Regions from separate parts of the Homo sapiens genome. Here regions 2 and 3 are each linked to region 1. The links are chromatin loops, found by intact Hi-C in ENCODE. Cell type or tissue: prostate gland. All regions are shown on one strand.

What was found. A loop is a pair of places that touch in the nucleus more often than their neighbours do. Peaks named below come from ENCODE experiments on the same cell type or tissue, not always from the same donor. Only the 100,000 strongest peaks of a DNase experiment are listed, where the experiment ranks them.
Region 2: it touches region 1 in a loop (2.8-fold over the local background); 15 of 110 quality-filtered maps call a loop at or near these places.
Region 3: a loop joins it to region 1, with 4 times the contacts of the local background. A loop is called at or near these places in 4 of 110 quality-filtered maps.

What each region holds. Positions count from the first base shown.
Region 1 is chr21:16,326,289-16,334,288 of GRCh38, forward strand. All of the region lies in intron 4 of MIR99AHG (mir-99a-let-7c cluster host gene), which reads left to right. Among named protein-coding and RNA genes, the nearest start is that of SNORD74B, 46 kb to the left of the region's middle. In prostate gland, a CTCF peak has its summit at 4,254 (motif pointing left); a DNase peak (open chromatin) is centred at 4,223; H3K27ac peaks cover 1,347 bases.
Region 2 is chr21:15,999,793-16,007,792 of GRCh38, forward strand. No RefSeq gene overlaps it. Among named protein-coding and RNA genes, the nearest start is that of MIR99AHG, 67 kb to the right of the region's middle. In prostate gland, a CTCF peak has its summit at 3,310 (motif pointing right); no DNase peak of the experiment used is centred here; H3K27ac peaks cover 1,938 bases.
Region 3 is chr21:17,265,949-17,273,948 of GRCh38, forward strand. It overlaps LOC107985511 (a long non-coding RNA gene), which reads left to right. Exons shown (of 4, transcript XR_001754975.1): 4 at 4,344-5,213. Among named protein-coding and RNA genes, the nearest start is that of LINC01549, 170 kb to the right of the region's middle. In prostate gland, a CTCF peak has its summit at 4,525; a DNase peak (open chromatin) is centred at 4,423.

The DNA.
Region 1 (8,000 bases):
TAAAGTTGGTTGGGTGTCTATGGGGAGTGTTTCTTCTATTTTTGGTTGCAGATGATTTTTTGCAGTTGGTAGCATCTGAGAAGAGACCTGCAAGAAGTGAAGAAGTATGCTACCAGGCATAGCCCGGGAAAGGGCAGCCCGAGGCAGGGAAAAGAGCCAGTGAGGTTTTCAAGGAGAGCAGAGTGTGGCATATTTGAGTTATACCAAAGACAATAAAATGGTGAAATAAGGCCATGAAAGGCCTTGTTGGCCATATCAACAATATTGGATTGTTTTTCCTAAGTCAGTTGGGAAGCCCTTGGAGGCGTTTGATCAGTGACGTCTCAGTTCATATCATAGATAAGTGAATATGCATATTTTAAGAGTTCACTCTGCGGCCGGGCGTGATGGCTCACGCCTGTTATCCCAGTACTTTGCGAGGCCAGGTGGGCAGATCACGAGGTCAAGAGATTGAGACCATCCTGGCCAACATGGCAAAACCCCATCTCTACTAAAAATACAAAAATTAGCCAGGCGTGGTGACCCACGCCTGTTATCTCAGTTACTCGGGAGACTGAGGCAGGAGAATCGCTTAAACCTGGGAGGCGGACTTTGCAGTGAGCCGAGATCACACCACTGCACTCCCGCCTGGTGACAGAGTGAGACTGTGTCACAAAAAAAAAAAAAAAGAGAGAGAGTTCTCTCTGCTACATAAAAACTAGCCTGAGAGGAAACTGGGAAATTGGTTCAACGCTTATGGCAGTACTTTGGAAGAGTGAACTTGTAGACACTAGGTGCTTCAAAACAGAATGATATTAATAACATAATATTTGATTTATAATTTATCTACTTCTCACAACAGAATAGAATAATATGTGTAGAGCTTTAAAGCAATACTAGCATACAGTAAGTTCCATGGAAATTCTAACTATTAACTTTATCCTCTGTATCATCATAATCACCATCATCATTATCCAAATCCTTAATAGATGCTCTTGGGAAAAAGGTCATTTTAAATGATATTACAAATATGACCCTCTTTTCCTCACTAAAGTCAAGCATAAGTTAAAGGATTTGAGGATGTGCCCTATTACAGAGTTGTTTAAGAATTTTACGTGTAACATCCAATGTTTTTTTCATCCTTAAGTTGTTGCATGAGTTATAATTAAACCTAATTTAAAAAAACAGCTAAACTAAATTGGCATTGTTTCTATTTACATTTTAAAAATTAAATCCTAATCAAACTTTTCCTCTTCATTTATATGAAAATTTTGTCTCCAAATGTGTACATTTATTTTCAGCTGACTTTTCCCAGCCTGTTCCTCTTAGATAGAAATGTCTTCTCTGTACTATTGTTTTTATATGATTTTTTTCAATGCTCAACCCTACTTGATATACATACATATACACAACCATGTACAACATTCACTGTACTCTTTGAAATTCATGGCTTAGCACATGAAAAGTAGCATATTAAACTTTAAAATAATACAAATATATTTGGTTATCCTTGAAAAATATAAACATTCGCAAAAAATATCACCAGCCGCACATACATATATTCATATAAAATAATGTATATTAATAAAAAACTTATATAGGCAATGATACAATCATTAAGTGTTAGCTTGGAAGTAGATGGTATCAGAAAATTAGAAAATAGTTCTTGTGTAAGTTATTCTTCTACTAATTGGTTCTTAGTTTCCTGAGGACTGCTTTCTTAAAAACAGATTTACATGGTATGCAGATCAGTTTTGTGTAGTGTTTTTGTTTTGTGGTTACTATTATTTTGTTTGTTTTATGTGTGTATTTTTTAAAGTCTGACAGAGTGATAAATGGTGCTAGTTTTAACTTGAGCTTCAAATACTGATTGATATTTTTTAAACATACACCTTTGATACAATAACAAAACAAATAAAAACAGAGCGTTAAGTCAAATGGAGAAACTAGCACAGATAAAATGTTCTAGTTTTCTGATCTATGCCTGGCAAATAAATGTATGTACTTAGGGAAATTTGGTGTGTTTTCCTATGTGATACATAAACTGGATAATTTTAATATATTCCCCATTTTGGACATTATATTAGAGTGAGAAAAACAGAAAATATATTTAAAATCATAAAAAGTATTAGTAAAGTTCTGAAATTAAAATAACTCCATGAGTATTTTTTTAAGAAAATATTTTCAATTTAGTGATAAATGAGTTTGTATATATACGGCCAAATCCAAAATAGTCTAAAGCTAAGATTGAGGCCTGTCTCAGCTAAATTACATAAAATCAAATGATAAAAGTTGACACTTAACTCATCTTGGACTTTGGATGTAAAACATATGTTGCTGATGTTAGTTTGACATGTGTCAAACACCTTCAAAATGTATGTATGAATATTTATATTCTTCATACATACCTGTTTATGGGATAATATTGAAATTAAATAACATTCTTAGAAAATTAATGTGACAATATCCAAACAGAATTGAGATCTCAGACACAAAACATCTGAGTTTAGGCCTATTTGCCATTGACCTATTACTAAAGTGCTTCTGAAAAATGTCCTCACAGAAGGTTGTTTGGCCTTTCATCCTGCTCCAAAGTGGGTGAGCATAGCTCAGCTGATGTCTACAAACTGTCAGATTCTATGAGCAGAGATCGTGTTTTTCCTTCTAACAGTATAAGTTGCCGTTGTTTAATCTTTTGATGTGGCTCTGGAAGAGAATATGGTCATTGGTACTCACTCTAGGGAAGAAAAAGAGCAGTTGGGGGTGGAGGGAGGAGGATGCAGATTGAAAGACGTAAAATAGTGGCAAAAGACAGTGTTCCTTCTCCAGAGGTGAAGACCTGAGTCCCAGCTGGGAGACATGTATCAGTTTCTGTGCCTGGGAACTTCACATCTTTGGCACCTATCTTGTGCTCAGTGTAAGTCCAGCATTAAGATATATGTATTTTTCCTACTGCATAGCATCTAAATGGAAACCAGTCATATCATTAACTGGTTAATTAACAGATAACAAAGAAGCCAAATTAAAAAACAAAAATAAAAATTCTGCCTTTATTAGACTAATTGAGAGGCCCCAGGTTTTCACCATGCATGGTTGCTTTAGAACCTAACTCCCCAGGAAGATGTGGCTCCATTCTGCTAGGAAGCAGTCTAGAGCAGCACTATGCAAAGTGGGGTCCATGGGCCAGGCCCTTCTGAGAACAGTTTGATACCCATTAGAAAACATGGAAGTACAAAAATAGAGAGTAAGCCTTTAGAAAATTTCATAGAAAATCAACCCAACATTTGTCTGTTGATTCAAGTAATAAAATATGAATGTTTTAATGTCAGTTTTTACATTTAGTTTCTCTAGTTATCCACTTTTACTGTAAATTGGAAAACATTACTTCATGATTTAGGAAAAAAATAGTCTGGCTTAGACCACAGTTAGTTTGAGAAGCACTGGGGTAGCACTTTTAGAGTTTCAACACAGATCAATATAAGACAAGTGTGATCAATGGCAAAAGTATTTTCAATCCCTTGAAACATCAAGGCAACAATGAGGTTGCATAATTATATCCCTAAAGAAATTTACATCTTTATTAATAAGCTTTGTCCTCTCTCTTTTCTTAAGTATTCATGTAAAAACATTCTGAATGCAAAAAATCATATTTAAACACTAAATAGAATGTCAGTAGAATTGCATTTGTATGTGTTAAAATCCTATTGTCATTTTACTATAAACTTCTTCTCTCCTTGCTGTTATTGCCTAACTTCTACAGGGCATTTGTATGTGGCCTTCTTAAAACATTTACTGGAAAGAAACTTAATAAAAATAAATTTATCAATCCAAGATGTGATTTCTCATGAGAATCTTGAATATCTGCATTTAGAAATTATATATATGGTCATTTATAGAAAAAAGGAAAGATCTCCTTAAAAACTGGAATAAGAAAATGATTTATATAGTCATGCTAACAAAATATCTTATTTTAGCAACCACCTGTCTATCACTCTTACCAGTGAAAATTATTCATAAAATAGCTGCTCCTTATAACTAGGGGTAAGAGATATGCAAACAAGACTGCTTTTAATCTTGAAAAGCATGCAAAACAAAATTTAAACATAGACATCAAAAGAGAAAAACTGTTCTCCAATTTGTCACCAAGTCATTGCTCCCTATATTAAGTCCAGCAATTCACGAAACCCTCACTCATTGTTTGCAGTGCCCTGTAGCAAGCTGGAAGTGTCTTTATATGTATTATTAAATTGCCGTTACTGCCATCTAGTGGGAAGAAATACTCCCTGTCACTATGTCAGGGATTGTACATAAAGCCCTAAAGTTCTAAGTGTAAAGGGAAAGCCACAGTTTGTGTGAATCGCAGAGAGCAAAATGGCAAACTGAAGACACAATCTCATGACAATAGAGACATAATAGACATCTATTCACCGAATAAGTTAAAGAGGTATGTAGGACGAAAAGAAAGGGTGTGGGGAATGCATGCATTCACGAGAATTCATTTTGTGTACACCCAAAATTACATCTAAAGTATTATTTCTTATTGAACACAGGTTACCTGAACCAGGACATTTTATTACATGTAGACTTATTTTGTCTTTACCTTTTGAATGTAGATGGATTGTTTTGCATGTGCTTATTAAGTCTTAAAAATGAAGACAGCTTAGATCTGTTCTTAAAAGGTAAGGTTCATACGAAACACTGTAACGAGGGAATCTTGTTACAATGCAGATTCAGACTCCCCGGGGGTCTGCATTTCTAGCAGCTCTTAGGTGATACCATGCTCCTGTTTATAGTCAGATCATACTTTAGGCAGTTACAGGCTTCGAGTGGGTTACCAAAGGGAAGGAGTCCAGAAATGAAGCAAACTCCCCCACAGAGTATATTTCACCGCTTGTTATCTTGTTGTTATAATGTAATAGACTAGTTCATTCAATGGCCTATACAGTCAAATTGCCAAATTCATTTCTTGAGTTTGTTACTTAACTATGTAGGTAAACTTGGACAAGATATTTCACATCTCTATGACTTAGTTTCATCATCTGTAAAATAAAATAAATCATAACTAAATATATCTAAATAGACATACATAAATAACTATCTCATGGTTCTTATGGGAAATAAATGAGCTAAAATCTCAGGATGAGCCATATGAAATTGTCCTCTTTATAGATGAAAAATAAACATCCACAATTTTATATAGTTAAAACTAAGTATGTAAATTATTTAGTATAATATGTAGCACCTAGTGAACAATAAATGTTAGTATCAGCAACAATTGTCACTGGGTAAATTCATAGACACATGAATGTACTAACACCCTAAAAAGTTTCTTTCAATGAAGAAAATTTTGACATCAAATACACATTATGCAGTAGCACATATAAACCACGAGGACATAAAAAAAAAACAAAGACTCTGGATAAAATTAATAATATGATAAACCTGTTCTGGGGAAAATAGGCCATGAAAGTATCTATTGTTTTCTAAATTATTAGAGCAAGCATACTTCATGTTTTTGAATTCTTTGTCGTTCTTACGCTGTAAACATTTTTACATGATTTCAAGCTATGTTACATTCCTTAGTTGTATGGTGAATCATAAAATGTGTGATAAATTATTTATATTTATAAAGTTTTGCCTCAAATAATAGCATTTAGCACTGTGCTTTGATGAAGGGACATTCATTTGTATGAAAAGCAGTTCTGCTTCTTTTGAGTACATTTAGTCACTTTGCTTAAATGAATAGATATTTCCTAATTTTGACCCTCAGGTTTTAAACTTTGCTTGAAGTGTACTGATTTTTGCTCTTGTGAAGTATTGTTGGTGAACTACAGAGAAGCATGTAACATACTATAAAACTATAAACTTTAAAATTATGAGTTAGAATCTGGTTGGTATTAACTTAAATTGATGTTAATGGTTACATATACAGGCTATCAACTGAGATATATTGTAATTCTTTCTAAGGAGTCCTTCTTTTTCTAAAATTTGAAATCTTTTCAACCTTTTGATGTATATAAAATATTTGTTATAAACCTGTTTTATAATGAAAGTAATTTTTATTACCACGTAGTTTAGAGACTAAACTTGTAAGTTTCAAGGTTAGTGGAAGAAAGAATTTAAGCCACTATAATCTATTCCACATGGGCAACAAAGTACATTTAAGGAATAAAACTATTAGACTATATTTATTGAATGATGAAACTCAAGCTGGTGTTATATAAAGTGATGAAGGAATTACTGAATTCTCTTTTTTTCGTTTTTTGAGATGGAGTCTCGCTCTGTGGCCCAGGCTGGAGTGCAGTGGCACTATCTTGGCTCACTGCAACCCCTGCCTCCTGGGTTCAAGTGATTCTCCTGCCTCAGCCTCCCGTGTAGCTGGTATTACAGGTGCCCACCACCATGCCTGGCTAATTTTTGTTAAATTCTCTTTTCCAAAGATGCGATACTATTATTCTGTTGCAGCAACAAAAACTGGGTATACACACAAAATAATTGAAAACATGATATTTATACATCTAGGCTCATGTCAGCATTATTCACAACAGGCAAAAGATGGAAGCAATCCAGATGTTCATTGGAAAAATAAAATATGGTGTGTACAGACACTGGAATGTTATTCAGCTGTAAAAAGGCATGATATTCTGATACATGCTATGGCATCAAAGATCATTGAGAACATTATGCTAAGTAATATAAGTCAGACACGGGAAAACACATGTTTTGTGATTTTAATTATATAAGGAATCTAGGATAATTAAATACATAAAAGCACAAAGTAGATCAGTGGCTACCAGGAACTGAGAAGAGGAGGAAATGAGGAGTTAATATTTAATAGGTACAGAGTCTCAGTGTGAGATGATGAAAAAGTTCTATAGTTGGACTGGTGATGGCTGCGCTTTACACTTAAAATGACTAAAATGATACATTCTATACTGTTTTGTATATTCATTTCAGTACAATAAGAATAATTTATAAAAGACGCTAATGAGCTCCTAGTCATCATATGACACAAAGGTGTCTTTTAGGAACCATGAAATTAATTTAAAAAAAAAGTCTACTCTCATACCTACACAGCTATTTTCCGTCTGTTATGGTAAGAAACAGAAGTTAAGGTTGTTAACAAAAATAATTTGGAAAGCAAGACAGGAGATCAACTGTTTGCATCACTTTAGGCGAAGTTAATTGACACTCAATGTCTGTCTTTGTCTTTTCAGGCTGCTAAAACAAAACATCGTAAATTGTCTGGTGAGGGCCTACATTCTGGTTCATAGATGGCATCTTTTCACTGTGTTCTCACATTGGTGGAAAGGAAGAACTCTGGTTTCTTCACTTCCTTATAAGGGCACCAATCTTATTCACGAGGGCTTCACCCTCGAAATAATCACGTCCTCAAAACCCCCACCTTCTAATATTCTAATACCATCACGTGAGGGCTTAGGTTTCAACATAAGAATTCGGTGGTGGTGGGGTTGGGGGGAGAGGGAAACAAACATTCAGACCATATCAATGCTTTATTTTTCTCTTTTTAAATCTGGCCATTGTGAGAATTACAGGAGAATTAAAGGCATCTGTCATCATCCCAGACACATAGTAAGTTCTTAATATGGGTGGTTATTGTTATTTTTTCTGATGTTGTTATTGCTTGAACTTTCAAGATGTAGGGACAAAAGTTTTATATAAATAACAAGAAGTTCAACTAAACACTGTATTGTACATCCTGTAAATATGTAGAATATGGAGGCACAAAAATGAGCTTTAGGACCAAAATACAAATATGTTAAAATAGTTTAGACTCAAGTGTTAATGCTAGATGGTCAGTCCTGAACTTTGCCACCCTACTATTATCAGAGAAGTGAAAAATAATAATTTTTTTTTCTTTTTTCTTTTTTTTTTTTTTTTTTGAGACGGACTTTTGCTTTTGTTGCCCAGGCTGGAGGGCAACGGTGCAATCTCGACTCACCACAACCTCCATCTCCGAGGTTCAAGCGATTCTCCTGCCTTAGCCTCCCAAGTAGCTG
Region 2 (8,000 bases), 330 kb before region 1:
GTTCTAATAACAGTTGTTTCAGATCTCCCGAAATACTCTCAAACAGGCTGTGATAATGTACCCCCAAGATAAGAGCACAGCCAGGTGTGGCTAGCCACAAACACAACTATGTAGACAAATATTCTACCACGAAAGTTTATACAAATGTGCACATACTTAATGGTGTTTCTAGATACTTTCAATTACATAAGATTAGCTAAATCTTAGATGCCAGGAAAGTGGATTGTAATTTTTTTCTGACTTAGTGAACCCCCAGACACATGACTGCGTAACTCTGTGAGTGTGTATACGCAGCACCCATTGGTAACTTAACCTCCTGGTGTTGAGAAAGAACAGGCAGAAAATGGGTCATCTCCCTTTATTGCAAGATGATACTTATTAGGTATAGTACTTAAAATGGAACATCCATTTTAATGAGTGTCTAATCCTGATAATCTTGTAATATGTGATGCTCTTAAACTTGTGCTGGATCATGTTACACCAAATTAAATTTTTAACTGGTTCAGTATACTTTTAAAAGTATATTTAATTCATACTTTACCTTCTACCTATTTTTCAGTTGCTATATTCTCACTCTCTCTTGATTTCGGGGAACCAAAACATATTTGTATGATTTTCTGAATCTCTAATAAACTCTACTTTGGGCGAACACATCTATCAAAAGAGATGCCCTTTCAAGATTGTATTGACTTGCAACTATCTGTAGCAAGCTTTGTTTGTAAATCATCACTAACCTTTTTCATGTTTTAATTTTTTATGAACTGTTTTTAGTGTCCCTCTAGGATTTCAAATATTGCAGGAGAACAAATGAGTTATGATGTGATTCTCCGGGCTAAGAAACAAAACATACTTTTCAAGGTTCTGTCTAAAGTGTACTCTTAAGCCAAATCGTAAGAACCTGAGTCTTTTAAAAATGTTTCCAAAACTAAGTACTCACAAAATGTGCTGTACTTGTCCTATCTTAGCACTTGTCACACTTTATTGTACAGGTTTCATAATAGTGAGTGTCTTGTAAGAAACTTTACAACCTATGACCTTACCAGGAGCATGTTTTTCCACTCTACCATTTGCACCTAATATAATACCAAGCACATTACAGGTATAAGACAAATGTTTTTAGGTTAATGAGAAGTGGTTTGACTGTTGATAAGATTTTACTTAATATTGTGTGTATTGTTTGTGACATAACCATTATTTGAGAAGCAGCATATTTAGTAATTAAAGACAATAACAATATACGTGCATTTTTTTAGATTTCTTATTGCATTACTTAAAAAGCTCTGAAAATATATGGTGTCCAAAGCACATAGCTAGCTCTACTATCAGGTGGATCACTGCTCAACAAATACCCTGAATAGGTAAGATCTTCTAGGACCCTTACTGATACCAGTGGGACATGCACTTAAGAATACATACAACATTGATTTCATATATGGTATTCAAATTTACATCTCTAAAAATGAAAATATATTTTCTTACTACTTAATGTTAAAATTTATGGTAGATAAAAAGGAACGAGATCATGTGCTTTGCAGGGATATGGATGAAGCTGGAAGGCATCATCCCCAGCCAACTAACACAGGAAGAGAAAACCAAACACCGCATGTTCTCACTTATAAGTGGGAGCTGAACAATGAGAACACATGGACACAGGGAGGGGAGCAACACACACTGGGGCCTGTCAGAGGGAAGTAGGAGAGGGAGAGCATCAGGATAAATATCTAATGCATGTGAGGCTTAATACCTTGATGTTGGGTTGACAGGTGCAGCAAACCACCATGATACACGTTCACCTATGTAACAAACCTGCGTGTGCAGAAGTACGTGTGTCCCAGAACTTAAAATTAAAAAATAAAAAAAAATTTATGGTAGAACATGTGTGTAATTTTCAAATGAGCATAATATATTGGGGAAATGATTTTTTTTGACAAATATGTGATTTAAAAAAATTGAATATTACTGTTTACAAGACCATCATTAATATATATCCAGAATACTATGACGATGCAAAATATTGAATGATGGTTCAGGAACATGTTTACTCTTCATTGACATAAGTGCAGATGATGTAAACAATGCACTGTAAATATGCACATATTTTAAACTACCATTTGAGATCACATTATAGGAAAATTCTGGAAGTTACAAGCAAATGACAGATAAATAGAAACCAAATAGAATTGAGGAACTTGAAACACAGGTGAAGTAGAAAGCCAATGAAAAAGTGAAATTGCCTAGCAAAACTGCAAAAAAACTACTCAGACTGGCATTAACAAGAGCTTGGCTAGAGTAGTCTATGAGGTTGTTGGCAGGATAGTTTATCGCTAAGCTGCAAAGCTGGGCCAGTCAGAATGGCCAGTTGGGATGTGATGGTGAGCAGTATCATCAACAATGGAAGCTAGAAATAGGAGAATATTATCTTCAAGTAGTGAAGGGAAATAATTGTTCATCTAGAACTTTCTGTCTCCAAGCCTTTAAAAAAGAAGGACAAACTCAAGATTTTTGCAGAAAAATAAATATAGTGGGCATTTCTCATCAGCAAACCCACATAAAAAATGAAATGACTTCAAAGGAAGTCTGAGATGCAAGAAGATATGGTGAGCAAATAAAATAGACACATGTTTGTAACCGTAAGGAAACATTTACCAGGTAAAAGAATTACAACATTTTAAAACTAATGGGATAAAAATCAAGAAAAATAAATGTGAAAGAAGAGAATATAAATTGAGAAATGACTGATGAGATGAAAGCTTTCTGAGTTCCTTTCATTATTCAGGAGTAGTGTAAAGAGATTGATTAGGCTGGGCGCGGTGGCTCACGCCTAAAATCCTAGCACTTTTGGAGGCTGAGGTGGGTGGATCACCTGAGGTCAGGAGTTCAAGACCAGCCTGGCCAGCATGGTGAAACCCCGTCTCTACTAAAAATACAAAAATTATCCAAGCATGGTGGCGGGCGCCTGTAATCTCAGCTACTCGGAGGCTGAGGAAGGGAGAATTGCTGGAACCCAGTAGGCAGAGGTTGCAGTGAGCCCAGATCCTGCCATTACATTCCAGCCTGGGCGACAACAGTGAGACTCCATCTAAAAAAAAAGAGAGAGATTAACTTTAATATGTAAGTGAAACATCATGTTAAATTTTATAAGAAAACAGCTAATAGAACAGAAACAATGTTTATATACCAAAGCATAAAGAGAAAAAAAAAAACCTTGGATTTTCAATGAAGTGATTTAATAACTATTTAGTTAAAGATGCAAAATTAAAGTACTGACAGTAGAGGGCAGGGTATCCCTGATGCTGTGCTGATAATTTCTTGAAATTGCAGAGTATCTCATGTTATCCCTAAAGTCATATATTTCATGTATTGAGCCAGATATTAAAGATTTTATGTTTAAAAAATACTGATAACACAATTTACTTTTTATTAAAAACAGAGATCTTGATATGATCTGTGTAATATGAAGACCTAGCTTCTAGACAGGAAATGGTATATTTATTTTCATTCTCTGGATTTAGAAAATTTATTGAGTTTTGCTGATACATTTTGAGAGTCATTTTTTTTTTGCATTGAAAACAATTTTGAAGTCTCTTGGTTAAAAAAGAAAAAAGAAAAAAAGTAACTATACAACAGGATAGTGACCATCCCAATATCCAATCTCTAAATAATGGCCAATATTATTTCTGGATGTGATTCTTTAGCTATATGCTTTCCGATCCTATAAATAACTTTTAAAATCCTTCTTTGATTCTGAATCCCTTACAACATCTTTGTGGTTTAGTGCAGACAAAACTGGATCTTATATCCTGTTTTAAGCAACTGTGTTAACATATACGAAACACTCAAATGCTTGTTTCTTTGTGAATAAATAAGATGTTTTATGTTGCCGCCCTCTTTATGTTAATTATTCTAATTAAATTGTCAAAGTACAGAGTGTAACTGGACTTTAACATTTTATTAATTAGTCACTTAGGAGAGCCTAGGTTATTCTGCTATTAGTCACTGATATTTAAGTCACTTGTTATTACTGGATAACACTGATATCATTGATACTTAAGTGACTTAAAATACCAGTGACTTACAGCAACAATATTTTATTTCTCATTCTGCTACACGGTCCTCTGGGTTGATCCTAGTGTGATTCCACGTTGTCTTCACTCTGGACTCCAGCTCATGGAGCAGTGTTTCTCTGCAATATTCTAATCTCATAGAACAGGAGTAAAAAGAAAGTGCCAGACTACATAGTGGCTCTTAAAATTTCTGTTTGCTGGTGACATGTGTCACTTCTGCCCACTTTTCACAAGTCATACGACCAAGGCTGATATTAGTCAGTGAGGGAGTATAATCCTTCCTGAAAGCTGGGCTGTAAACACTTGCCAAAAGTAACGCCATCTACTACAGTATCTTTATGATATTTCTGAGAAATCGAGCCAAAATTTTAGTCAACCGGTTGGTGTAAACTACTTATACAGATGTTCTGTACATATTATTATTGTTTAGTCTTCAGTCCCTGAGGATTCTGACGAAAGTGCTCTAGGAATCTAGTACATTAAGTCCTGACTTAATACTGTTAATAGGCTCTTGGAAACTGACTGAGTGAAAAGATGAATGAATGGGGAAACCAATCTTCCCACAGGCTACTTGGTATAAACAAGAGTTAAGTTCCTACAGCATATTTTGATCACAAAAACATCAGCAAACTTCTAACTAAAGACTAAAACACTTCTAATTTTAAATATTATAATAAATGTGAGCAATGTATACATTTAAGAAAGAGTGATAAAAACAAGTAAGACAATTATTTACCCATTTATTTCAGTTCAGGGTTGTGGGTGTCCAAAACCTATGCAGACAGCTTAGAGCACAAGACAGGAACCAACCCTAGACGGGATGCCATCCCATCAAAGGGCACACTGACATAAACACACACACACACACACACGCAGACTGGGACCATGTAGGCATCCCAATTCACCCAACATGCACAGCGTTGAGGCGTGGGAGAACACTGGAGAACGGGGAGAAAACTCATGCAGACATGAGGAGAACGTGCGAACTCCATTCAGACAGTGGCCCCAGCTGGGAATCAGTTTTCTTCTCATCAACATTATAACAACATGATTTTATTTGAGGACCTGCTGTGGACTGTATATTTTATTTAGGAATGACTATATCTTATGTTGGTGATTTTTTTTTTTTTTTTTTTTTGAGACGGAGTCTCTGTCTCTCGCCCAGGCTGGAGTGAAGTGGCGCGATCTCGGCTCACTGCAAGCTCCACCTCCCGGGTTCACGCCATTCTCCTGCCTCAGCCTCCCGAGTAGCTGGGACTACAGGCAACCGCCACCACGCCCGGCTAATTTTTTGTATTTTTAGTAGAGACGGGGTTTCACAGTGTTAGCCAGGATGGTCTCTATCTCCTGACCTCGTGATCCACCTGCCTCGGCCTCCCAAAGTGCTGGGATTACAGGCGTGAGCCACTGTGCCCGGCCTATGTTGGTGATTATTAATGGTAAGGAAAAATTTTAGAAGGTCCTGAAAAATGAAATAATGCTATGATAATGAGTTTACTTTGCTTTTTCACAAGGATGGGATGGCAAAGAGAGCTCCTGGTCTCTCCTTCATTCTGTTTCTGGTGGAAGGGATTATAGATCTATGAAGGAGAGAGGGAACAAAGAAAACAAAGATTTTTTTTCCTTGTTAGAATCAACTGTAGGTCTTAGAAGACTACTTTCGTGAATATAGTGTTTTAAATTTACAAAATAATTTATGATTTTTTTTCATAAAACTTTTAGACTAAGGCTGGTAAGCTAACAGGTGATATGATTGCCATTTTCCTGTGGAGGATTCAGATTTAGAAATAATTAGCTCAGGTAATGAATATTGTAAAGACTGAGAATTTAAATTTTGTGACTTTTTTTTTCTTTTACCCATAGATTATGTAGCTTTTCAATTATTGTAGAAGTCTTAACGTTATCTTTAGTCATGCTGTGTTCCTAGATGTGACTCTCAAATAAATTCTGGTGAAAACTATTATTTAAAAAATGAAATGACTGACCTAACATATTGATTATTTTTCAACTCTGCTTTATAACTGTAAGAAAAACTAGATATGACTAAAATATCTTTCCCTAATATTTGAATTTTAAACAACTTAAAGCATGTATAGCTATCTTGTCCATTATTATTATACTTGTGAGACAAATTTGCAAAGTAACAATATTTTTGAAATTAAGAAAAAATATAGATCATAGGACTTGTTAAACTAGATATTTCTGTATTAAAAAGAGCTCAAAGTCAGCTCCTTTTTTCCCCTTTCATTTTAGAAGGCTGAATACTGATCAAATTTCAGGTCTACAGATATACTCTGAAATAAGGTTATTAAATTCACATCCTGCTAGGGGAGCTACCTACCTTGTTTATGCCCCCTGGGCATCCAGATTTTTTTGTTCACTAAATCATGACAAGTAACAATTCACATTACCTAATCAGTTTCTTTAGAATAGGACCATATAGACAGCCAAAATAATATTTGAGAATTAGTGAGCCTGCCCACACTGTAGAAAGAGAACCGTATTTATTTTATTTTCTCTTATTGTATGGCAGTTTAATTATTAAAGGCATGGTATTGAGTTTGAATCTTGGTTTATTGCCTTTTAGATCAGGGGTTGGCAGACCATAGTCTGCCAACCAATTATTGGTTGGTCAGTCATTTCATTTTTTAAATAATAGTTTTCATTTTAAATAATGAAAACTATTATTTAAAAAATGAAATGACTGACCTAACATATTGGCCCCACCAATGATTTTCGCAACACAGCTGTGTTTTTTGTGTAAGTATTGTCTATAGATGCATTTTCTCTATGCAGCAACAGAGTTGAGCAGTTGTGATGGAGACCTTAAGGCTGGCAAGGCCAAAATATTCACTCTCTGGCCTTTCAAGAAAAAATTTACTGATCCCTATTCTAGGCGGATGACTTTGCCCAAGTTATTTAAGTTTCTTTGCCTCATCTTCTAATTATAAAATGCTAATGATAGTCTCTACTAAGTTGGGTTTGTGTGAAGATTAAATGATTTACTTTATACAAAAAATTAGCATAGTGATAGATTGGAAATAAGTGCATCATAAAGACTAGTTATTGATGAAACTATCATCTTATCAAGAAATATAGACTGGCATGTATTTCCTTGTCACTGGAGGAAATATAAGGAACTGGTAAAAGCTCTTATAAGAGAATGAATCTTTGGTGATATTTCATCAAGAATCTGGATTCTTTTGTGCTGAATCTCTTTTCTGGGTTCCACGGAATTCTAGCCTCTTGCAAGCCTGCTCTGGAGTGCCCCTTCTTGTAGCAGGCCCTTTCTTGTTATCTGTGGGGCTATCTCCATGTCTACATCTGGAATTGCTCAAAGGTCACTGAAGTATTGAAACTTTATTAATGGATTTGTTCCCCTCCAAATTGCTTTCCACAATGCCTGCAGCCAGGAGCTTATAGCTGGGGCATGGCTTTTCTGTCTGATTTTGGAGACCTCACTGCTTTGCCCTTTATTTACCTTCTCAGTGAGGAACAAAAAGGTTTCATTCTGTTTGCTATTAGACATGAAGAGTTTTCATGAGTTAACAAGTTCTTTATTGGGCAAATGTATTTCAGTCCAGCATGTTTAAACATTACAGATGGGAGCAAATTTTAGGGCTTTCTGATTTACAATACTATGTTCAATATCAGGTAAATTGCAAAATATGTGAAGACTTATTTCTTTAGCTTTGTGATTGCCAATATTCTTAAGATTGTTTTTCAGATTACAAGTAAAATATGTAAATTTTAGAAATTTTAACAAATATAGAGAAAGAAAAGTCTGCTTTAAGCCTTTTCCTCAATTGTGGCACTTTCTGTCTTGTGTTCTCTTCACACACACACACAGACACACACACACACAATTGTACTTTATATAGTAATATATCATATCATTGATATGCTTTATTGTGTCTTGTATCATGTTTAACTTGA
Region 3 (8,000 bases), 940 kb after region 1:
ATGAGATCACAGTAAAAAACTATATATTCAGCCATTTCAAACTCACTTTAGAAAAGAAAAAAGTATACAAAATGCATAGCTGATTATAGCTGTCATTTCTATTCTTTTGTATATATCACATGACACCAATGTCAAAAATTAATTATAAAAGTAGTTACAAGTAGTTACTTTTATAATTATACAGCTAAAAATGAATATAAGTTATATTTTTACTCATGGTTTTGGTGTTGTCAAAGCTCATATTTCAGCATAATCCTTTATTTGCTGTTGAGTTGTGGAGTTTATTTGGTTTTTAAGTGCAATTTATTTTTTCTTTATTTGTACATTAATTATTGAAAAAAACAAGAAGAATATTAAATAAAACCAACATACATGGAGATATATCCTGTAGTAGAATGCTTTCTTTGGCTTTCATGATTAAAATGTTAATGAAGTGGACAAGCAGTTCTTTAATAATATGAAGCAATAAACATAAGGGAAGAAGAAGGTAAAAAAATAAAATGATGTGACTCACCCATGTCAAATATTGCATACCCATCACCAAATCTAAAAACTATTCACGTAGGTATATTGTAGTCCATGTCTTTAACATCAATTACAACCCCCCCTTTCCTCAAGATTAGCCACAGGACAAATTAGAAGCTGCTCTGTGGATGCTGCTTCTCTTTAAAAACTGGTTTCCCTGAATCAATAATACTGAACTTGACCTAGTTAGAAAGTATGTTCACAGAAATAACCCTCAGTCTTCACCTGTTAAAAGTGAAGATTTATTGCTTGGGTGGCTGAGGCTAGAAGATCATTTGAGCCTAGGAGCTGGAGGATACAGTGCACTATGATCCCCCACCTGTGAATAGCCACTGCACTCCAGCCTGGGCAATATAACAAGACCCCATCTCTTAAAAAAAAAAAAAGTTTTTAATTAAAAAGTGAAGGTTTATTGACATTGTGACAACATGGATAATACAGATTAAGTCAGCAAACCATAAAGATTTTCCAGTGTGCCTAATGTCTAAAATTATAATTTAGTTATCATTTAGTAGTTCCATTAAATTATTTTCTATACAGGTAATCACGTATTTGATTTCTTTTCCAATATAGGCAATTTTAAACTCAGAGAGCTGGAACTAATAAAACCTAGGGAATGGAAATCTAAATTATAAACCATTCTTTTACAGATTCCATGATTAACCTTTGAAAAAATTAAGCCCAACCTCCAAACACAGACTATATAAAAATTATTTATAATTTGCAGGTATTAGTGGCTTAATACAGCATATATTTGCTATCAGCTTTTGCATTTTAAAAGAAAAATTAAAGACAAAAATCTTAATACAAAGTAATAAACTACTAATCATAAAATTCTCTCCTATATTCTTTTAGAACACAATGAAAGGAAATTATTTGCTTTTTATGAGAAACTGATATACTTTCTCTCCATAGATGATGAAAATAACTTTCTTTGACTACCAAGAAATATATAATCAAATTTGTAGACCACTTTTAATTTTTTAAAAAAATCCTGGATCTGTATTTTTTACCTTCCTGACCTCTTACTATAATTTATCTTTTCTCTGGTCCTGAATCTCTGTAAGCTGACTTGCTTTCAGGGGAATGACACTGTGCACATAATACAGCATCACCTGGGTCTTCCAAGATTTGGTCTCCACCATCACCTCACCACCACCCTGTCCCACCTGTCCACAAACAGTTTGGAAGTTTCCTCTTTTCAGCTTTCCTCTTTCCAAACTTAAGCTTCCGTATGTACAATGTAGCTCTCTCCTACTTAAAGAAAAATAAATTCAGAGTGATCCTCCTAAAGTTGTGAAATAAGATCAGTCTGTAGTTTTTCCATCTGTCCTCCGTTGAGTCCTCCTGGTCAGGCTCCCAGGACCTCCAACATGTGAGATTTGTGCCTCTACTTGACCCTTGGCATCGAACCAAGCCAAATTCCTCTTCAGATGTAGATGGGCAATGTTTTCTAATTTACACAGGGCTTGTACCTTACCCCATTTACTCAAATAAATAATAACACTTAAATTTTCTACATTACATGCACACGTTTCTCAAAAAAATTATCTACGGAATTTATCTTAATTGTATTTATTTTAAATATTTCTGGGAAAGCATTCCTAGGGAAGACTTCTTAGTTCCATTTATTGTCAAAGAGGAAATGGAGTGGGGCCTTTTATTTTTTGTGTGTGTTAAATATAGAGTATTAATTGGTATAAATATTCCGGGTAGAATTTCTAAATAAATTCAAAACATGCTTTGTTTTTAGAAAAGATACATATTAATGCCCTAAACCTAAACTAAAACTAAACCAGATGAAATGCTGTGTCTTAACGCAAGTCAGGCACCATTTACTTGCCTCCCAAAGTTTCCAGTCAATCTACCTTCAAGTTGCACAGTGCTTTCCATTCAGCAGGAATGGCTGCTGTTCTAAATGCTGAAGATTTTTATTTTCTCATTTATATCCTTTTAACAAGTAATTAATGGGTTTAAATACCTTCCTGCATGATTACAATTTTCTCTTATTAGCTTTTAGCTGTGTGTGATATTCAACATCCATTCCTCTTTGTTTTTAGAAAGTACTTTTTAAAAATCTGAAGTTTAAACACAGGGTATAAAATTTCTATTTGTTTTATATTTCCATAACATCAAATAATAATCTCTCTAAACTTATATTTTGAAATACAAAATACTTCCTTCTTCCTCTGGATCAACAAAATGGGTTTAATTAATCTTATGCCCTTATTTAAGGTTTTAGGAAATAATAATCGCCATTCTTTAGCAGGCAAAAATTATGGATACAGTAGTTACAATAAATTAACTCAAATGATCTCACAAATGAAAAAATTTTCCCGGTTAAGAGTGTAAAAACTCTACTGTCCTAAATTGTCTCCCAGTCACACTACTGTTACTTAAACAACATATCTCAGTAAAAGTACAGACGTCATTTCACATTTGTCAACTCACTAATTTAATAACCACATGAAAAGGCAATAGAATTATAAAACATGTCATTTTTCCAATACTCTAATGAAATTTTTCATGTATATGAAAATTCACTTACTTGATTATGCATTTTCATTACTATTACTTTGAAAATTTATCAAAACAAAAGGAGTTGTATCGTAGCCAAAAAGACTTTTTAAATATAAAATTTGGTCTAAGTAAGATAATATTTTATAATAACATGAACTACGAAACTACAACTATATATATGAAAAAATATTGATTTTGGTAAAAACTTTCCAGCTTGATCCAAAAAATTTTTTATTTTTAAAACAATCTATATCTAGTTACTTATCAACTGATTTCCAGTTGTTCAACTGACTATAAACTGCTTTTTGTTTACAAAAATAAATTATGGTAACAATTTAAGTACTAAAATATTTGAGGTTTTTCTTTAAGGTTAATGTAAATTTAGTGCTGACATTTTAAAAATTACTATTAAGATGGCCATTGATTACAATGATTAGTGAATATAATCAAAATCATGAAACCAAATTATTTAAGTGGACAAGCTGCTGAAGCAATCATATTCATTTAGAGGTGAGAAAGTGCAAGTTGTCTTTTTAACTGAAATCACAGTAAAATCAAGAAAAAAAAGAAACTCCCATTCACATTCTAAGTAAAATTACATGACCAAAAAAAGTTATTTGCATATATAAAAATGCTTTCAAACTAAGGTGGATGTGTGCATAGAAATCCCTATGAAGAACCCAGATTTTGTTTCTGGGAAAAGTTAGCACATTCTCCTGGCAAATCTTTCAGAGTCTATCATTAAATTACCAGCTATAGAGAAGGCTTTTACCAAGATAGCTAAATTTCTAGTTGATAACTTTAAGATTTGTTTAAAAAAATAACTTCAGTATTGCAAATAATAAGAATTAATTTTTCTTTCTACAGACTAAAAGGTTTTGTTATACTCCCAAATCTGTGCCATCTTCTGCCTGACACACTATTTAGAGCTGCTCTTTTGTGTTAGTTGTTTTTCAAACTTCACTAGATGATCTCAGGAACCTCTAGGGATTTAAATCATCATGAACAAATGATAGCGTCAGACTGATACGCTATTAAAGCAAAAGATAACTTACATTCGTAACACTAGTTATAAATAATAATAGGACATTAGAGAGTTTTATTAGAAGAAAAATTGCCTGAAAAACTTCCTCCTATTAGGTTAACCTTCTAGAATTTCTCAAACAAACCAAATTATTTCTGCAAAATCAAAGTCAATACCTGAGTCTGTTTATAAAAATCACCAATTCACAATGCAACTATTTTTTTCTTTTCATTTAACATTTTTAAATGATTTCTTGTCTTCTTTTGTGTTTTAGCTGAATTTGTGTGCAGCACATTGTTGCTCCAGCTTAAAAACCTCCTGTGTGGTAAATGCTTGGCAGCCCTGGGGAAGGCAATGAACACGGTGAAATTCAGTGCAGTGTGGTAAGACAAGGAGAGCATGAATAATATTTGGAGATCTAGCACACCTTAGTGGAAACAATTATTATTACAACTGCTTTGAAGACATTTGAATTTTAAACTCCATTGTTTGTGAAATTCTATTTTGACTAAATAGAGGGACTTTGTTCAGGCTTTTGTTGTCTTTAGCATGATGTGTTTCTTTCCTAAACTCCACACAGATAAGAAGATAAATTTGATCATGAATTTCTAAAAGTAGAAATCATAGGTTTTTTAGAATTAGCATAAAATTATTGTACAACCCTCCATGGGCTATCAAATTGGGAGCAATCCAATTTTATTTGCCATCATGGTCACATATAAAGTGTCAGATTATTCTTGTTAGATGATTATTGTACATTTAACTTAGAAAAGCTTCTCAGGTCTGCTCCTGAGATGCTTGAAAGACTTTTGGTTTAAATAGGTTGCATATGTTCTGCTGTTAATGGCTGACCGTTTTTATTTCATATTACTAAAATGTAATCAAGAAAAAGAGAGTAGAAAATACATCGCAAATATTCAGTCTACTATCTAGACAATTTCAAAAGCTTTCAATTTTATCTCCTGTTCCATTATCTTCAATTGTAGAGTTTGGATAGGAAAAGAATTCAAAAATAAATACAAAACATTCATTCCAATACATGAAGAAAATTAGCCCTGTTCATGTACATTTTCTAATATGGATATGTTTCTAAAAATCAGAATATAATATTTATGGAGTCATTAGTAAAATGCACTTGATTATCTAAGAATCTCAACTGCTTGATGCTTGATCAAAAACTAGGTAGAAACTAAATCATGCCTATCAACAATTAAATATTTCTGAAAAGGGGACTTCCAAAATGGTAGAATAAGAAGCTCAGCAAATACTTTCCCTAAAAAGTGACAACAGGGGTGGAGCCAAGATGGCTGAATAGGAATAGCTCCAGTCTATAGCTCCCAGTGTGAGCGACACAGAAGATGGGTGATTTCTGCATTTCCAACTGAGGTACTGGGTTCATCTCACTGGGGAGTGTCAGACAGTGGGTGCAGGACAATGGAAGCAGTGCACTGAGTGTGAGCCAAAGCAGGGCAAGGCATCACCTCACCCGGGAAGCACAAGGGGTCAGAGAATTCCCTTTCCTAGTCAAAGAAAGGGGTGACAGATGGCACCTGGAAAATCAGGTCACTCCCACCCTAATACCGCACCTTTCCAATGGTCTTAGCAAATGGCACACCAGGAGATTATATCCCACGCATGGCTTGGAGGGTCCTATGCCCATGGAGCCTCACTCATTGCTAGCACAGCAGGCTGAGATCAAACTGCAAGGTGGCAGTGAGGCTGGGGGAGGGGAGCCCACCATTGCTGAGGCTTGAGTAAGTAAACAAAGTGGCTGGAAAGCTCGAACTGGGTGGAGCCCACCGCAGCTCAAGCAGGCCTGCCTGCCTCTGTAGACTCCACCTCTGGGGGCAGGGCATAGCCAAACAAAAGGCAGCAGAAACCTCTGCAGACCTTAATGTCCCTGTCTGACAGCTTTGAAGAGAGTAGTGGTTCTCCCAGCACACAGCTGGAGATCTGAGAATGGACAGACTGCCTCCTCAAGTGGGTCCCTGACCCCCAAGTAGCCTAACTGGGAGGCATCCCCCAGTAGGGGCAGACTGACACCTCACACGGCCAGGTACTCCTCTGAGACAAAACTGCCAGAGGAACGATCAGGCAGCAACATTTGCTGCTCAGCAATATCCACTGTTCTGCACCCTCTGCTGCTGATACCCAGGCAAACAGGGTCTGGAGTGTACCTCCAGCAAACTCCAACAGACCTGCAACTGAGGGTCATGACTGTTAGAAGGAAAACTAACAAACAGAAAGAACATCCACACCAAAACCCCATCTGTACATCACCATTATCAAAGACCAAAGGTAGATAAAACCACAAAGATGGGGAAAAAACAGAGTAGAAAAACTGGAAACTCTAAAAATCAGAGTGCCTCTCCTCCTCCAAAGGAATGCAGCACCTCACCAGCAATGGAACAAAGCTGTACGGAGAATGACATTGACGAGTTGAGAGAAGAAGGCTTCAGACGATCAAACTACTCTGAGCTAAAGGAGGAAGTTTGAACCCATGGCAAAGAAGTTAAAAACCTTGAAAAAAAATTAGATGAATGGCTAACTAGAATCACCAATGCACAGAAGTCCTTAAAGGACCTGATGGAGCTGAAAACCAAGACACAAGCACAAGCCTCAGTAGCCGATTCAATCAACTGGAAGAAAGAGTATCAGTGATGGAAGATCAAATCAATGAAATGAAGCAAGAAGAGAAGTTTAGAGAACAAAGAATAAAAAGAAATGAACAAAGCCTCCAAGAAATATGGGACTATGTGAAAAGACCAAATCTACGTCTGATTGGTGTACCTGAAAGTGACAGGGAGCATGGAACCAAGTTGGGAAACACTCTTCAGGATATTATCCAGGAGAACTTCCCCAATCTAGCATCGTGGCCAACATTCAAATTCAGGAAATATGGTGAACACCACAAAGATACTTCTTGAGAAGAGCAACTCCAAGACACATAATTGTCAGATTCAACATATTTGAAATGAAGAAAAAAATGTTAAGGGCAGCCAGAGAGAAAGGTCGGGTTACCCACAAAGGGAAGCCCATCAGACTAACAGCTTATCTCTCAGCAGAAACTCTACAAGCCAGAAGAGAGTGGGGGCCAATATTCAACATTCTTAAAGAATTTTCAACCCAGAATTTCATATCCAGCCAAACTAAGCTTCATAAGTGAAGGAGAAATAAAATCCTTTACAGACAAGCAAATGCTGAGAGATTTTGTCACCACCAGGCCTGCTCTAAAAGAAAAGTTTTAGAAGGAAGCACTGGAATTTCATGTCCAGCCAAACTAAGCTTCATAAGTGAAAGGGAAATAAAATCCTTTACAGACAAGCAAATGCTGAGAGATTTTGTCACCACCAGGCCTGCCCTAAAAGAAAAGTTCCTGAAGGAAGCACTAAACATGGAAAGGAACAACCGGTACCAGCCACTGCAAAAACATGCCAAATTTTAAAGACCATCAAGACTAGGAAGAAACTGCATCAACCAATGAGCAAAATAACCAGCTAACATCATAATGACAGGATCAAATTCACATATAACAATATTAACTTTAAATGTAAATGGGCTAAATGCCCCAGTTGAAAGACACAGACTGGCAAATTGGATAAAGAGTCAAGACCCATCAGTGTGCTGTATTCAGGAAACCCATCTCATGTGCAGAGACACACATAGGCTCAAAATAAAAGGATGGAGGAAGATCTACCAGGCAAATGGAAAACAAAAAATGCAGGGGTTGCATATCCTAGTCTGATAAAACAGACATCAAACCAACAAAGATCAAAAGAGACAAAGAAGGCCATTAAATAACGGTAAAGGGATCAATTCAACAAGAAGAGCTAACTATCCTAAATATATATGCACCCAATACAGGAGTACCCAGATTCATAAAGCAAGTCCTTAGAGACCGACAAAGAGGCTTAGACTCCCACACAATAAT